Regions from separate parts of the Homo sapiens genome. Here region 2 is linked to region 1. Evidence: chromatin loops called from intact Hi-C (ENCODE). Cell type or tissue: endothelial cell of umbilical vein. All regions are shown on one strand. Each heading gives the region's core, and the rest is flanking DNA. Links, peaks and the distances in the headings are about the cores only.

Evidence for each region. Peaks named below come from ENCODE experiments on the same cell type or tissue, not always from the same donor. Only the 100,000 strongest peaks of a DNase experiment are listed, where the experiment ranks them.
Region 2: it touches region 1 in a loop (10-fold over the local background); 2 of 110 quality-filtered maps call a loop at or near these places.

What each region holds. Positions count from the first base shown.
Region 1 is chrX:45,500,859-45,509,938 of GRCh38, forward strand. LINC01204 (long intergenic non-protein coding RNA 1204) reads left to right here and starts at 4,530. Exons shown (of 4, transcript NR_104644.1): 1 at 4,530-4,607. RefSeq lists an enhancer at 5,636-6,835. In endothelial cell of umbilical vein, for the core only: no CTCF peak of the experiment used is centred there; DNase peaks (open chromatin) are centred at 4,563, 6,343 and 7,793; H3K27ac peaks cover 4,611 bases.
Region 2 is chrX:45,193,117-45,202,196 of GRCh38, forward strand. It overlaps DIPK2B (divergent protein kinase domain 2B), which reads right to left and starts at 7,760. Exons shown (of 5, transcript NM_176819.4): 1 at 7,478-7,760. The coding sequence starts at 7,710. In endothelial cell of umbilical vein, for the core only: no CTCF peak of the experiment used is centred there; DNase peaks (open chromatin) are centred at 3,815, 5,375, 5,745 and 7,855; H3K4me3 peaks cover 2,724 bases; H3K27ac peaks cover 5,622 bases.

The sequences.
Region 1 (9,080 bases), core at 443-8,442:
TCCTCTCTTCTAGTTAGAGGTTAGTTTGCTTCAAATTCTTCACTACCACAAGTTATTTGCAATGAATATGAATCTGATCATCTACTCGTATCCTTATGGCCCCATATAATAAGTTATTTGGGAATTTCTGGACTATAGGGCATCAGTAACAGTAACTTTGACTATATAATTCTAGGTTTCTCCAGAATAGCTGTACCAGTTTACACTCCCACCAGCAGAACATAAGAATTCCTGGATCCTCACATCCATACCAACACTTGGCATTATCTAGCTGTCTAAATTTTGCCAGTTTAATAGTTTAATTTGCATTTCTGATTATAATATTTTGCTTCTTTGTGTGATTATCTGGTTAATAACTGTCTCCCATAAAATTCTATACATACTCCATGAGGGCGAACATCTTATCTGGTTTTGCTCACTCTTATTTCCAGTGCCTAGCGTAAGCCTTGCACGTAGTAAGTGTCCCATAAATATTAGTAGGACAAATAGGCAGATATGTGAGCACCTCTGTGTTAGTCATACAAAAACATTCATTTTTTATTGATAGGTTTGAACTGGTGACTTGAGAAAAGGGAACCTGTTTTGAGTAGCAGGATTCCTAACCTCAGGAGGACTTATACTTTGGGAAAGAGGGCAAAAGTATTCATGTATTCCACTTATTCAAAAAATATTTCAGCATTTATGCTATGTTCCAGGCATTATGCACAATGGTGAGCAAGACAGCTACAGTCCTACCCTCAGGGAGCCCACAGTGTGATAGAGATGTCAACTAGTTGGGCAAAATATTGTCATACAGTGAGAGGAATGGTTTGATTGGGTAAGTATCAGATACTCTGGAGGCTCTTAGTAGGTGTCCCCTAACATAATCTATTGGGAGTTAGGGAAGACAAGCACAGTGAAAATACAAGATGAATCCTTATGTATGCCCAGCAAATTTCCCTGGCAGTAGGATGTTAAAAAAAAAACTCAGGGACTCATAGAAGAGAACAGTAATATTCTAGCAGTGTTATACAAACAAGCTTAGATGTGTCTTCAAGATGTTCTGCAAATAGTGGAGTGATTTAAAGGAATTTAAGATAATTATACTTAAATCCCCTTTCTCCAATTGTTCTATTTTTGACTCCTAGAGAGGAATTGCTGGAGTGGTTCTCTTTCACTTTATTAGCTGTAAAATAAACATCTCCAGATGCTCAGAAATGTAAAGGCTACCATGCTTCTTTGGCCAATGGTTGATATGATTAGTAATGAATACAAAATCTTCAGTAAACCATAACTGATCTTTTGCCATTTTGAAAGTTTAACTGTTTGGGGAAAGTTTTGGATTCCTGCGAAAAGCAGATTTGAAATTTAATGGCTTGAATTTGCTTATTGAGCACTCCCTCATCCTCACCACTTATATACACACGCTGAAGAGTTTCACTAAGTATTATCATGGATTTAAAAATCTACGTAAAGTCCATAAAAATCTACAGTTTCTAAACAACAACAATTACTTCAGCTATCCTTGCTTATTCTTCCTACTCTTTCTGCATCATTTATTTTCATCTCTCCCTTCCTATTTTTTTCCTTTTTCCCCCACTAACAATGTTAGGAGCAAAGACTGATATTTATTTATTTATGTTTCATTTTATGATTGGAAGAAAGCCGCAGGCATCTGGTCCACACCCCACATTGTTAGAGACAGAACTTGGGTCCAGAAGGTTAACCAACCTGTTTACAGTCTCACTGCCTGTGTTTATTCTCAGTGGTGGTGGGGAGGTGACGGGGAGAATCAGGATAAATAGCAAAGAACAGTTCTAGATAAGGTAACAAGTGTTAGGAAAACTACTAGCACAGAAAATTAAAAGCAACAACAAAGAGCACATAGATGGCAGTGTTCCATCAACCCTCTATATTGTCTTGCTTATCTTTGAGGACTGCCATAGAATAAATAGTTCTTGAGCCCTACTACACTCAGGACACTGTTGTGGGCATGGCTAAGTGCTGATGTCTTCCCTGGTCTGAGGGTTATTCTCTGTTACCACTCCTCCGTTCCTGTCCCATACCATTCTTTGCCCTTCTCTGTCCTGCTCTGTGATCTTGGAGGAGGATCCCCATGGACTGCATCACCAGACTTCCTTACCACCACACCTTTAGTTGAGCTCAATCAACAGAGGCACAGGCATGAGATAGGACAAAAGGAAAACAGGTAGAAGTATTTCTTTCCACCCCTTCCTTCTCAGACAGCAGCTGAGATCTTCTATGACTATAGCACCATTGTGCACCCCCTTCCCTCCTCTATGTGACAGCTTACAAGGGGCTCTGTTTTTTCCTGTGTTCTCCTCAGGCTTTCAGATGGTAAAGGCTTCCTGCTGTGCTAGTCTCTGTGTGCCTCAACCCTCTTATTTGTTCTTTTTTTTTTTTAATTTTTTTAGTATTTATTGATCATTCTTGGGTGTTTCTCGGAGAGGGGGATTTGGCAGGGACATAGGACAATAGTGGAGAGAAGGTCAGTAGATAAACATGTGAACAAAGGTCTCTGGTTTTCCTAGGCAGAGGACCCTGCGGCCTTCCGCAGTGTTTGTGACCCTGGGTACTTGAGATTAGGGAGTGGTGATGACTCTTAAGGAGCATGCTGCCTTCAAGCATCTGTTTAACAAAGCACATCTTGCACCGCCCTTAAGCCATTTAACCCTGAGTGGACACAGCACATGTTTCAGAGAGCACGGGGTTGGGGGTAAGGTTATAGATTAACAGCATCCCAAGGCAGAAGAATTTTTCTTAGTACAGAACAAAATGGTGTCTCCTATGTCAACTTCTTTCTACACAGACACAGTAACAATCTGATCTCTCTTTCTTTTCCCCACATTTCCCCCTTTTCTTTTCGACAAAACCGCCATCGTCATCATGGTCCGTTCTCAATGAGCTGTTGGGTACACCTCCCAGATGGGGTGGCGGCCGGGCAGAGGGGCCCCTCACTTCCCAGACGTGGCAGCCTGGCAGAGGGGCCCCCCACCTCCCAGAAGGGGTGGCCGGGGGGGCGCCCCCCACCTCCCAGACCAGGTGGCTGCTGGGCAGGGGCACTCCCCACCTCCCAGACCGGGCGGCCGGGCGGAGACGCTCCTCACTTCCCAGACTGGGCGGCTGCTGGGTGGAGGGGCTCCTCACTTCTCAGACGAGGTGGCTGGGCAGAGGCGCTCCTCACTTCCCAGACTGGGTGGCGGCCGGGCAGAGGTGCTCCTCACCTCCCAGACGGGGTGGCGGCCGGGTAGAGGTGCTCCTCACCTCCCAGAGGGGGCGGCCGGGCAGAGGCTCTCCTCACATCCCAGACGGGGCGGCCGGGCAGAGGCACTCCCCACATCCCAGATGATGGGTGGCCAGGCAGAGACGCTCCTCACTTCCTAGACAGGATGACGGCCGGGAAGATGCGCTCCTCACTTCCCAGACTGGGCCGCCGGGCAGAGGGGCTCCTCACATCCCAGATGGGCGGCCAGGCAGAGACGCTCCTCACTTCCTAGATGGGGTGGCGGCTGGGAAGAGGCGCTCCTCACTTCCCAGACTGGGTGGCCAGGCAGAGGGGCACCTCACATCCCAGACGATGGGCCGCCAGGCAGAGACACTCCTCACTTCCTAGACGGGGTGGCGGCCGGTCAGAGGCTTCAATCTCAGCACTTTGGGAGGCCAAGGCAGGCGGCTGGGAGGTGGAGGTTGTAGCAGCCGAGATCACGCCACTGCACTCCAGCCTGGGCAACATTGAGCACTGAGTGAGCGAGACTCCGTCTGCAATCCCGGCACCTGGGGAGGCCGAGGGGGGCAGATCACTCGAGGTCAGGAGCTGGAGACCAGCCCGGCCAACACGGGGAAACCCCGTCTCCACCAAAAAATACAAAAACCAGTCAGGCGTGGTGGCGCGTGCCTGCAATCCCAGGCACTCGGCAGGCTGAGGCAGGAGAATCAGGCAGGGAGGTTGCAGTGAGCCGAGATCGCGGCAGCACAGTCTAGCCTCGGGAACAGAGGGAGACCGTGGAAAGCGGGAGATGGAGAGGAGGGAGAGGGGAAGACCGTGGAAAGCGGGAGATGGAGACAAGGGAGAGGGAGAGGGAGAGGGAGCCTCTTATTTGTTCTTATAACCCAGTTGTGGTCTCTTTAAGTTTCTTCATTTGAACTTTCTGAGTTGAATTCTGTTTTCTATTGGGATCCAAACTGATAGGATGATTCCTCTATCTTACAGTACTTTCATTGATAGTACTAGATGTAGAACAGTACTATAGAAATTTAGAGAATGAAGAACAAAAATCTTGATCTTACAACCTCATTGCAGAAATGGGAAAGACATAAATACACACACAGGGATGTTAAGTCCCCAAACCCAATAAACAAGAGAAGAATCAACCCCATATGTACAGAGACAGGTGCAAGATGCACACAAGTAGGAAAGTGGGGAAGATAAACATGTTTCTCTGAGCCTCTGTTCCGACCACAGTGTGATTCACAAGTGCCTGCTTGTGCTGTGAGCTCTCCCATAGGGCAAGATCATCATAACACAATGTCACCCCAGGGAGTGCCCACATTTTAGCTTGCTTGTTGCTGGGGAAAAGACTTGCTGCTTTGTGTTTCATTTGATGAAGGTAATGCTTCCTTATCAGAAATTCATTCCATTCTAAGGTACTTTATGTTTTCCTGTTTCTCCAAAGTCTGTCATTTCCTACATGGTGTATATCTGTTTCCCTTTGTCATGGTTTAGAGGAAATACCACATTTCATGAAGATTTCATTTATGAGAAGGAAAAATAGCAGTTTTAATACTGTAAGTATTTTGTTGTTGTTGTTTTCTGAAGCAACGTAGTGAATCTCATGCATGATGGGCCAATGCTCCTCTCTCTGTGACTTCCTGGGGCATGTGCCCATGAACTGGGTGATGAGCCTCTTTGCAGACAGATATTGTTCTTTCATTTTGTTTTTATACAGTGGGGTGTATATCTTCAGCCACTCGTAGCTTAGTGCATTTTCAGTCTTGTTTTAGCCACTGGGCTAAACTGAAGCACAAAGGGCTCTTCATAATATCTTCCCATTATGGATTTGGGGCAGGGGGGCCTTACAAACACTTTTCTGTGGCTGTGTTTTGGATGGGCCCAGAAAAGCTCATTTCAGTGGTGTCCAGGGATACGTTGTTAGCAATCACTCAAGAAAGCCCACAGGGCAAAAGCTCTTGTAAAGCATTAGGATTTTACTTCTCTTAAATTCTTCAGGTAATATAAATGAGGAGAAAACTCTGGGAAGCCCCAAAGGAGGGCCTCTTGTGTTACTGTAATATACACAAATTTAATTTAACTGCACTTCAGAATTCATTTATTCATTCACTTAACAAAAATATATTAGGCACTTACTATGTGCCTGACACTAAGCAGGGTATGAACAACATTTAAAGTCAAAAAGGAATGGCCTTGGCCTTGGTCCTCAAGAAGTTTATAGCCCTGTGTCTTATCTGTTCACTACCATTTAAAGGCAACCCCAGAAGACAAATAACCTTCTTGGACTTATTTCTTAAGTTGTTCCACTTGTTTTATCACAGGCTATAAAAAGTGGTATTGTACATTGCAATTTTATCTTCTTTATTTTATTTAAACATTACAACTACTCTGTGAAGTCAATCCAGTTAGTATAACATCCTCCATTTTAAAAGTTAGGACTGAGATACTATGTAAGCCCAAAGATTTACCCTGCAGTCACAGTTGAGAGAAGTCAGGCCCTGAACCTCACTTGAGAAAAGCCTTTGCTTTCTCCACTTTACCACTGTCTTGTACCTGGCCTCTGTTACTATTTTCTCGATGTGTTAATCTTGTTCGTCACCTAGAAGACCTTAAGCTGCTAAAGGCTCAGTGTCATATATTCTTTGAACTACTCAAAACATTTAACACAATGTTGAGCATATTGTTAATCCATATGGATTGGGTGTATTGATTTAGCAAAATTTAAGTTAAACTTTGAGATATGATTGAGAGAACTGACAAGGTAGTTCAAGCTCACCTCTCCAGGACCTACATATTTGAAACAGCATTGGCATTGACTTCTTCCTTTCCAAATGACATTCTTCTGGATGGGTTTAATTTACTGTGGGTTAGGATAATTGGGAGAGGATGAGACCACTACCTGGGAGAGTTAATGGCTGAAGATATTACTCATATTCTTCATTGGAAGTTAATGCATGAGTAATTCTCGAGTGGCTTAACCAGGCCCTAGATTTCACTGGGGAGATTATGATTTTAATTTAACATATCCTGCCATACAGTGTGTGAAATATGCAGCCAGCAGCGATCGCTATGAGATGAAAGCCCAGTTGTGTTTATTTTAAGAGACTTGTGGTTCTTTGCCAAAGCCAACATTCCTGGGCAGTGAATAGACTGAGTGAATCATTCAAAGTAGGTGAGAGGTCACAAGCCTGAAAAAAAAAGAAGAAGAAAGCTGAAAGCTTTTCCTGTCAAATAGCAACCTTTGAAAAGGCATTTATAAAGCAAAATCTATTATGGAAATAGGTCTTTTCAAGATGAATCTTCTGCCTGTAAATCCTAAAGAATTCTTCTTTAGCTCCAGATAATTAGCCCTGTTGTTGTTCACCTTTCCTGGAAATCAGGGCAGAGAAATACTCTAGTTCCTATCTCTGGCTCTGGACAATATGCCCTCATTAGAGAATAGAACAGTATCCATGTTCTTTTTTTTTTTTTTTTTTTTTTGAGATGGAGTCTCGCTCTGTCGCCCAGGCTGGAGTGCAGTGGCACGATCTCGGCTCACTGCAAGCTCCGCCTCCCAGGTTCACGCCATTCTCCTGCCTCAGCCTCCCGAGTAGCTGGGACTACAGGAGCCCGCCACCACGCCCGGCTAATTTTTTTTTTTTTTTGTATTTTTAGTAGAGACGGGGTTTCACTGTGTTAGCCAGGATGGTCTTGATCTCCTGACCTCATGATCCGCCTGCCTCGGCCTCCCAAAGTGCTGAGATTACAGGCGTGAGCCACTGTGCCCGGCCAGTATTCATGTTCTTGAGGGCAGTATAGACACTTTATTTGTGAGAAGCAGGCTGGCATACTGCCCATGACTTTAATGAGTGTCAGACAAATCTTCATCACCAACACTGGATTCCTTATGTATCAAGCATTATGGAATATCAACAAGGGCCAGGCATGACATTAAAGGCTCAGGATATGACAACTATTTATTAAGCACCTACTGTGTAGCAGGCATCTATTTAATCCTCTCCCATCGAATAAGATGGGTATTCTAAATTTCCACTTAGCAGATGAGGAAACTGAAGTTTGTGGAAGTGAAGTCACGTAGTTGGTTAGTGATCAAGATAAGATTCAATACTGAGAAGGAAGAAAAGAACCCTTTCTACTACCACCAACAAAAATAGTGGAATAAAAAAGAGTATGCAGTTCATTCTCTGACTATATGAAATGCAACTTCTATCTTTATATGAACGACAAACAACGAACAAAGCAAATCCTGCCATTCACTATACCGTAGAACATCAGGATGGAAGATGCCTTCTGTGAGCCCAGCCTTAAGAGAAATCAAAAGGAAACAAATCACAAAAGATACACAAAGTTGGGCCTGTGAGTGAACAGGGCCGGAAACTTGAACTCCAGTGACATGACATGCATAGCAGAAATCCATCCCAGTTATCCCTTGAGATATTCCTTGAGATGAAATGCTGGAGCTTCCAGAGGCTCCATTGAAAATACAGGGCCTCTGGAAGGGGAACTCAATAGGCTGTATCAGATTTTCCCTAAATTGTTTCATTTGGTAATTAGTCATCATCTTATGGAGCAGGAAGAACCTGGCTGAGGGCCCAGTGGGATGAATCCCAGTGGGATAGACTGGCGCACCTCACTGAAACTGGGTATGATGGAAAGTTCTGGGGCAGGAACAATTTAGGGAAAGCAGTTCCAGGTGGAGGGCAGTCCTTGGGAAGCAGGAAGGCTCCTTCTCAGTGGTGGGGTACAAAGCTCTAGAAGGGAGTCTCAAGTAGAAAGATGGAAGTTAAATTCACCAGAGCTCATCTGTGGGGGCAACAGTGAGGGTGAGCAGTTGGGGAGCATCTTTTAAAGGTTCACATCTGGGCTGTCAATTGAGTTTTGGTGGTGATAGGGTGTGGATTGTGTGTTCACGCACATGCAGGTAAAATTTTCTTTTAATGAATATTTTGTCAGAGCCTTCACTTTCCCTTTTATTACCCTTCAGTGGATACGTTGGGGAACATATACTGGAAGAGGCTTTTGAGAGCTGTGCTTTGTGGGAATATTCTTGGCAAGCCCTGAGTGTAGACACGGCCTCAGCTGATGATTCTCCAGGGAAACCTGGGTGTTCCCTTCATTTTCAGGTGGGGGATTTGGAGACAACACAGACCTCTACATGAAGGACTGATGCATGTGTATGTTCAGGAGGGGGTTGGGGAAACATTTGGGGGTGATTTTCCTCTGGTCCCTTATGGCTTTGGTGGTACCTCCTGTCTTCCTTTGTTTCTCCCCATCTCCCTGACCACTGTCTCCCTAGCCCCCATGCCAGATTGATGGAGGTAGCATCTTTTGTGATTTATTTTCTTTTACCCTTTCCTAAAACCTAGCTGATTGAAGACACTGCCCCAGTCATTTCCAACATACTCTGCTGCCTCTTCAGCCTGTCATGGGCTCTCCTGATTCAGAGCAGAGGTGGATACTGGCAAGGGACAGGCAGCCCCTAGATGAAGGTTGAGCTGATGGTGGCTGCTTTTACATAGTTTGGAGAACAGGTGAGAGAGAGGAGGGCAGCAGTCTCTGGTACAGAGCCCTGGAGGGGACAAAGGAGCAGCAGCCACAGCACAGCCTGTGGGGAGGGAAAAGGAGAGGGGATTGTGAAGCTGAGCATCTAGCTTCTAGCCAACCTATGAACTACAGAGCTGGCTGTAATCAGCTCCATACACACTGCTTCTTCTTAGAGAACATACAAAGCAAAGCATGAATGTAAGTTGATCATATATATAATTATCAATTATGTATTTAGCATTTGTTTATGTATTTAATGAACACACATAGGATTGACTGTATCCTAGGCGTTATCCTAAGGGCTTTA
Region 2 (9,080 bases), core at 375-8,374, 310 kb before region 1:
CACAGTTATGTTTTCTCCATAGTCATTTATCCAGCTGTGTGCTGATATTTCCGTTAGGGAAGAATGTTAAATCTCTTTTTGATTTGTGTATGAAAAACTACTCAGAAAAAGTTTACCTTCATTATTATTAACAATTGAAGGTCATACTGCAAATGAAAATCAGGCAGCATGTGACATGTTATATATTTAATTTAAATAAGAATATTTAAATTCTTATTATTGGGCATTATTGGGCCACCCCATGATAATGAGTTTTGGATAATGCGTTTTGGAAGAATTAGCATTTTGATTAGACCCAAACCCTAGACTGTGTTGTTTTTTTCTCTTACCTGACACAACTTTACCCTAAGAGACTGCAAGCTTTTCCTACTGTTTTGATGGCAAAGAAAGTCACACAAAAAAATTACAAGGGCAAAGAGGTCAAGGGACCTGTCCAGGAAACTGGACAGCCCAGGCCTCTGAATCCTTGAGTTATGCACTAGAGCTCCAGCCTCTCACATCTGGGAAGGTGCGCCAGTGGAAACTGTCAGAGAGCAACTTCTGCAATGCAGGACAATGCAAATTGCAATGGAAGTAGGCACAAAGGATTCTGTACAAGAACACTGGCATCAATGTATTTAAAAAGATGAAACAGTGTAACATTGTAATGAGTCCATTTTACTGGAAGTTTCAGGACAACTATGGGAAAAGATCCTCCCCTCTAGGTGGATAAGGAAGGGCCCAGGACCCAGAGACTGGCCTGTCTGCCTGTATCCTGCAGCTGCTCCTGCTCATGGAGTTTCAAACCCACCCCTACTCCCCACCCCCACTCCCCGGCCACTAAAGGGACTGGAGCTGGAAAGTTATCACTAGGTGGCTCTTTTAGATAACGATAAGAGTAACACGCATTTGTGAAACACTTAAGTGTGCCAGTCACTTTACTAAACACTTTATATGTACAGATTCATTTAATTGTTTCAATAAACCTATGAGGCTGATACTATTGTTAACATACAGATGAGGAAACTGAGGCACAGAGTGATTATGTCATTTGCCCAAGGTCACATGACCAAGAATTGGAGGAAGTGGCATTCAAGGCTCCAGGGCTTGCAGTGGGGACACCACTGGACCTCCATACCCAACCCCAAGGAACCCATTAATTTTTTTTTTTTGAGAGAGAGTCTTGCTCTGTCACCCAGACTAGAGTGCAGTGGCGCAGTCTTGGTTCACTGCAACCTCCACCTCCTGGGTTTAAGCGATTCTTCTGCCTCAGCCTCCTGAGTAGCTGGGATTACAGGCACACGCCACCATGGATGGCTAATTTTTGTATTTTTAGTAGAGACGGGGTTTCACCATGTTGGCCAGGCTGGACTCAAACTCCTGTCTTCAAGTGATCCACCCGCCTCAGCCTCCCAAAGTGCTGGGATTACAGGAGTGAGCCACCGCACTTGGTCCCATTAATCTTCATTTTGTTTCCTTCACCACTTTGTGGTTGCTTATTCCTTTATCACCCATTTTATGAATTAGCTCATAGAAACAGATTGGTAACATTATTAGGGGTTATAGGTGGCAGGATCCTTGAAGATTATTTTGTCCCTTCCCCATCTTGTTTTGAGGATGAGAAAATTGAAAAGAGAATTGAAAAGGATGAGAAAATTGAAAAGATAAAATTGAAAGCAGAATATATATGTGACCTTTCTGAAGACTCACAGACAATTAGTGGTAGAGGAGGGCAGGTCTCAGGGCTCCTGTTCTCCCAGTTGGTGGGGGTGGTGTGGGAAGAGATTTCTTGCCCTGTGAGACAAGTTCATTGTCCTTTTTTTCTGTCCCCACCTCCTAAGGAGGCTCCGCTGAGACGACAGCACTGCCTTGGCAGATGACTTGTAATGAGTGCCTGGGCAGGTTCAGTGATGGCTTGAGGCATTCCATAAGGACTAATTGAGACAAACAAGATTGCAGGATGCACTTCTCCCCTTATTCAAAATGGTAATAAATTTATTGCATTGAATGGGAAAAATGTATACTCTTACAGTGTTGACTACCTACTTTATTAAATAGAAGAATGTCAGTGAGAAAATGTCAGTGCTTTTTATTCACTAAAATGTTACTATCCTGGAATTTGGACAACCACAAAACAGAGACAGCATTCTCATCTTCCTTCTAAATTGAGATCATGGGCCTGACTGAAGTGAGGCTGGCCAAGTTCCTGATTGTGTTGAAAGATGGACAAGCAGAATTACAGTTTCTCAGAGCTGGAAAAAAGCAACAAGGCCATGTGGTCCAATCCCCCCAAGTCCCTCAACATAGGGTGGGGGTGTAGAGGAGAGCAACAGCTTTGGAATTAGAATAAAATGCCCTCTTCTCGTGCATTCTTCTCATGCTTGCATCTGGTCAAACATAAAGCCTGTAGATATGCCTTTCTAAATAGTTTTTCCTCCCTTCCCTCTTCTTCATCCCATAGCTCTGCACTGAACCTTTAACCCATTTAGTACCTTTCCAAAGCTCTCAGGCTACAGTTCATGCTCCTTAATTTAACTTAGAGCTTAAACTTAGTTAAGCTTAGAGCTCCTTAGTTAAGCTTAGAGCTTGGTTCACAATGCTCTGCCTGCTGCATTGCCTGCTGCATTGCCTGCTGCATTGCCTGCTGCTCTTCTTACAAGTTTGCTTTGGTCTCACCAAACCACTGACTATCCTTGGATAAACCACATTCTTTCAGGCCTCTGAGGTTCCAATCACCTGTCATATGCTGACACCTTTGTCTGAGACAGTTTCTTCCTCTTTCTTGTCTGGAAAATCCCAATGTAGCCCTTTAAAATCCAGATGGATAGCACCTCTTTGGAACTCACTCCCTCATCCCCCAGTTGGGACCTTCCCACACACTCCCATGATACCCTGTGTAAGACATTTAAAAATATTTCCTATACTCTATTTTAACCACTGATTTACTTCTTTGTCTTCCTAATAGAAAGTAAACTCCTTCAGAGCAAAGATTTGACCTCTTTTAACTTTGTAACTCAGTGTTCAGCAGAGTACCAAGTTAGTGCTCAACACTTTACAGGTGGATGGATGGATGGGTATTTAGATGTATAGATAGATAAGGGAGTAGAGAGATGCATGGAGGGCTGGATGGTGGGATGCACAGTGTGATGGTTGGGTAGAAGAATGCATGGAGGGTCACCTGAATGAATGGGTGGATGGATGGTGGATGGATGGGTGCATGGATTCATATAAGGCTGACTGAACGTGTAGATGGATGCTTTTGTCATAAGCTCTTGAGCCCTGTATTTCCCAAGGCCCCTGAGTTGATGTGAAGAAGTGAGTTAAGACAGTAATTATTGTCAACTTCTGAGGGCAAGGAGACAGACAAGAGACAAGGGAGAAGGGAAGGCAAAATCAGGCCTGACGATTTAGTTATTTTACTGTGAGCCCTCCACTGCTCAGTTGGAAGTGTTTAAACATTTTTTTTAGACTTTGATAGTGGAGGTGGTACATAAGACCAAGTGTGTCTAGTAAGGAAGGTGAGATTAAAGCATTAGCCCTGGTAAGAGCCTAGGAACTCCTAGGAATTATTGTGATTAGAGGTACTGCCACTATTTACTCTCCACCCCCACACCCTGCACGCACAATACTGACCAACCAGATCATGGGAGAATCTTACCAATTGATGTGACTTCTCAGGGTTTCATATATAGGTATATTGTCAGTAAGAAGAGTATGGCAATCAGACTTACTCATTTCCCTAGCTTCCCTTAACTTTTCATTCAGGATTTAAAAGTCAACATGGAATGCATGGGAAAATTAGTAATGAAAACATTCATAATTTTAAAGGTCAATGGTTGAGTATGGGCAGTATGTGATTCATCCTTAGCATTCTTGCCAAAGGAAAGATAAAGGAAAAAAGGAGAGGTGATGTCCATCTGCTAATCATGTGTGTTCAGCATATCCAGCCAGCCTGGGATACCCATCTACGATTTGTTGCTGAACAGATGCAAGCATTGTCCAGTCCTTAGTGAGGACTAGGACCTGGCTGTAGCATTTCAACCAAACAACTGAGAGTTTTGGATGGGCTTTCCCCTAAGATGTCATAGTAATCACCTTTTTTTTTTTTTGAGAGAGAGTCTTTCTCCTAAGGTGTCATGGTAATCACTTTTTTTTTTTTTGAGACAGAATCTTGCTCTTTCACCCAGGCTGGAGTACAGTGGTGTGATCTCAACTCACTGCAGCCTCCGCCTCCCGGGTTCAAGCAATTCTCCTGCCTCAGCTTCCCGAGTAGCTGGGACTATAGGCGTGCGCCGCCATGTCCGGCTAATTTTTGTATTTTTAGTAGAGACGGGTTTTCACATTGTTGGCCAGGATGGTCTTGATCTCCTGACCTCGTGATTTGCCCGCCTCGGCCTCCCAAAGTGCTGGGATTACAGGTGTGAGCCACCTCGCCTGGCTGGTAATCACTTTTTTAAAGTGGGAAAATGTTTGGAGATCCAAAAGAAGACAACGAACAAATACACCATTAGAAAGAGAGGCAAAGGATGTGAACCTGTAGACAGTTTAGCAAAGAAGAAATACAAATGGTCAATAAATCTGAAAAAGGGTTCAACTCAGAAGAAATTCAAACTAAAAAAAAGTACTAAATATTTGTAAGTGTGCAAGAAGTGAGCTTTATAAGTAGAAGCCTCCATTTAGATATATATATCTCCTTCAATTTTGTCTTTTTGACCCAGAAATTTCACTTTTAGGAGTTTGTCATAAGGAATTCGTCACTCATGTGCACAAAACATAGCTACAGGGATGTTTGACATAGAACTGTTTATAATACCAAAAAATGAAATAAAAAAACTCTAGTTTCACAGTGGTGGTTTTAATAAATTATAGTTAAATAATTAAATAAGTTATGCTTAAATAGTTAAATAAATTATGGTTGATTGATGCAATTGAATACCATGAACCTGTTAAAAATCAAAGTGTGTGGAAGATCATTTAATAATGTGGAAAGATGTTCCTGATATACTGTTAAATAGTAGTTTCCAAAAAGTATACACAGCATGTTCACATTTTTGTTAAAAAATTTCTTAATTCACACTTAGAAAAAGGGTGGCAAGGAAATGCAACAAAATGTTGACTAAGGGGTGATCTCTTGGTGGAAGAATTATATGTGATTTTATTTTGTGCTTTCTTTAATCAACCTTTCCTGAAAATACTAAAATAAACAGGCACGACTTTGATAATAAGAAAAAAGGTATTTATATTGTAGAGAAAAGGACTCTAAACAGGACCACCTCCCCAGACCCACTGACTGCCTCTCTCTGCCTCTTTGTGCTGAGGATGACCATTCTCAATGTGCAGAGCTATAAACCCCAATCTGCCCTGCCTGGTGTTTTCCTGCTTGTATCTGCACACTTCCCTTTCACGGGCACATGGAACATGAATTCTAAGGGAGATGAAGTAATATCCTGGACTCTAACGGAATGCAAACCTATTTAGGGAAATGCTTTCTGATTTTGGCTAGCATCTGCCAAATGCTAGTAAGAAAAACTTCATTTATTGCCCTTTGGTGAATATGCAGTCATCCTAGAGCTCTTCCTCAGTTGAATCCTTAAATTTCTCTCCCTCCTTTTAAAAAATATGTCTGCCTTCTTATTGCCTCTCTCCAAGGAATCAGCATTGCTTCACCTGTGTTCTTGGTCCTCTTTATCTCTTTTCCTAGGCGGAAAACCTTGAGTTCACATCCAACATCTGCATATTTATTTCCTCTCGCATAGTGTTGGTCAACAGGATGACTCTATAGCTGAACTGACCTGTATCCTTCCTGTTCTACTTTGTTCCCAGTGACTTGTGTCCTGGACTATGGCAACTGGTCTCACAGCCCCTGCCAACACCACCAGTCCGTCCTGTCCACTTTGCACGAGCTCTTCCCAAATCACAGGTCTCATGTTGCCCCTCCCCAGCCTAACACTCTCAGCATGGCCTGCAGTAGAGATTCCTCAATCAGTGGTCTTTCAAAAATGCCTTTAAAAACGCTTAATATGCCTTTAAAAAGGCTTAATAGGAAAAGTCCACACCAACTCCATAAAATACCTCACAAAAGAAGTTTAACATTTTTGATTGGTATTTCTATCTATTATTTCTATTTAGTAATTTGGTTGAGTAAGCAAAGATGTCTTTGATTAATACAGATTGCAAATAAAATCATTGTTAATTAATGCCTTTTGTTTGGTCACCAAATCTTAAAAGCGTAAGTTAGGTCCTTTGAGGAAGATGGAGGAGAAAGGGCATATATATGACAAAGGGTCTTTGGTACTAAAAAGACTGGAAACCACTGGTCCACAAGATTAAGGCCCCAATTCCTTGGCATGGCAATTAAAGACCCCCTGCCCCATATATCCCTTCAACCTCCTCCTCTGTCATGCCTCCACATACACCCCATGCTCTAGCTAAGCACCTCTCACTTCTTCCCACACCTTTGCTTAAGATGTTACTTCCACCTTAAGCCCTTCACTTCCCGTTACTTTTCAGCTCATCCTTTAAAAGGCTTTGCTCAGAATACCTTCTCCTGGGGAAGCCCTTCCCCAGTTCCCATTTGGAATTAATGGAGCTCCTGGAGGTCCTTTACACTGCCCTGCATCAGACAAAGCCTTATTATTATTATTTATAACATGACCCCCTTGTCCTGACCTCCAGGAAGGCAATGACCAGAGTTATAGTTGCTGTCACCCCAGTACCTGCTAGAGTTTGGCTGTGGTAAAGGCTCATGGACTGTGTGTTGATAGGCTTAAATTCCAAGTGTGATGCCATTCTTTGCTGAGAGCCATGTGCATTGCAATTTACTAAGCTCCAGTTTTCCTCTGATCAAGGCAATCTCTCACAACAGAAAGCTGGCTCAGAAACTTTGGAGCAAACCGTCCTGGTTTGAATTCCACAGCTGCTACTTATTCGGTGGTGACCTTGTGCAAGTTACTTAATCTTTTTTAAAAAATAAATTTTATTGTGTATATTTAAAGTATACAACACGATGTTGTAAGATACATATATATAGTGAAATGGGTCCCATCATCTCACAGAGTTACCCATTTCCCCCCACTGAAGTCACTTTATCTGGCTATGTCTCAGCTTACCACCTCAATAATGGGGGAACACCATTAACTCTCACAATGATTTAAAATAGGTGTCACATTGTAGGCTTTCTATAAATTTTATTTCCCGCCCACTGTGAGAAATGAACTTGATAAACTCAACAGTCCCAGGCTACTCCATTCATAGGAAAGAAAACTTCAAGCTTTCAGTTCAAAAGGAAATGTTGGATTTAGCATTTAGGGCTGGAATTTGGCTTCACATCTTGCCCTCTTACCCACCCCAACTTCAGACCATTACCACTCTGATTAAATGGATTTGTTTCAGCTCCCACCCATATTACATCCTGATTCCTTTTCAACAAATTCCTGGACATCTTCACAAGAAGGGAACAGAATTTTGTGATTCAGAGTTATTTGATTGATATTCTGACCTTATTTCTTCTTTAAAGAACTTCTTGCAAATAGATGTCCCGATGCAGGCATTGCATTTATCAAGACCGAGGAAAGTCCTTCCAAAATTGTAGCTGGTTCTGACTTGGGGCACCAGAGAAGAAAGGGAAGAAGCTGGCAAGGAGAAAGAACAGCTCAGGGCTGAGACCCACAGCAGCAGGGCCAGCCAGCCAGGGCGGAGGGCGGCAGCCTCAGGCCCCAGCTGGGGCTCCATCTTGGGCTCTGGGCTCCAGCTGCAGCCTCTGGCTGTCCACTCGAGGCTGTACAGAGGCAGGGCTTGGCCAAAGAGGAAGCTGTCAGAGGGGGCTGGCTTCTGGGTGCTGACCCCATCCCAGCCTCCCAGGTTTCTCTTTGAGGATGCTGAGGAGCTTGGGGCTAATGAGGCTGGGGAGGAGGTGAGGAAGTCAGTGGAGGATGCTGATAACGCTGTTTCCAGAGTTACTCTTCCTTTGCCGGGGGTGGCTGCTTCAGGCTGGGGAGGGGCTCGCTGGCAGATTTCGGGAAGGACAATTGTCAGGGCTTCCCTGTGTGGTCCTTTTGACAAACACAGGATATCCCGGCAGGGCAGGAAAGGTCCATGCAGGATGTGTGTCCAACCTGCGTTCCACCTGGGAGTTTCAAAGGATCCTGAAAGCCTCCACCCTCCACTGTTTTAATTCCAGGTTTATCTGTCCCTATGGATTACACGTGCACCCCAATTTTTGACCCCTCTGTGCTAGGTCATTTGTCCTGCCCCTTAATCAGCCCTCCTTCCCCCACTTTTACCATATTTGCCTGTGAAATAACTAGAGGTTAGCTTGCTTGCCATTAACTGGCACATTTAGCACTGATTTGAAAGCTTTTTGCTGCTTAGGGAAGAGAAAACCTCAGGTTAGTCCATCTTCTCTTGCTGGTCTGAGAACAAGAGACCAGAAAGAACCCGGTGGCCTCTGTGGCATGATGAGGGGAGCACCAGAAAGAGCCCTCTGACAGCACACAGCTGTGTCTATCCCTCTCCCACAGACCTGAAAGCTTCTCTTCCTTTACCAACTTGCTTCACTTCTCGGGGTGGCTTGGCCGGATTTGGTAGGATTTAACTGCCCCAGGATTGCCTTCCTCAGGATACCAAGATAAGGTCCGCAGCATGGAGTAGATGGAAGTGCTAATTTGGGAGTAGAGAGAACCTCTGAGAACCAAATCAGGGAAGTCAGGCTGCCTCACATTCTGTGAGAGGGTGGAGGTGGGGAGCGGGGCACGGTTTGAAAATATGAGAAAGTGCATAGGAAGATGGGGCTGGGGGTGAGGAAAAGGGAGGTAAGAGGGAGTGGGGATTGCCTCTGGACAATTGACAAGTTTTGCTAAAGATTGGTGGGAAGAGCAGGTAAAGGCAATTTTCTGATGATGAAGCACGTGCTTATTAGCATTTGTATAGCTTCCTCAGTAAAATGTCTGGTCATGTTTGCTTTTTATTGGTGAGTTTTGACGCTTGTTTATATATTCTAGATCCGAGTCCTCTGTTGGATATGTGGCTTGCAAATATTTTCTCCCCAGGGCTAACTTGTCTTTTATTCTTTTAACAGAGTCTTCTGCAGAGTGAAAGTTTTG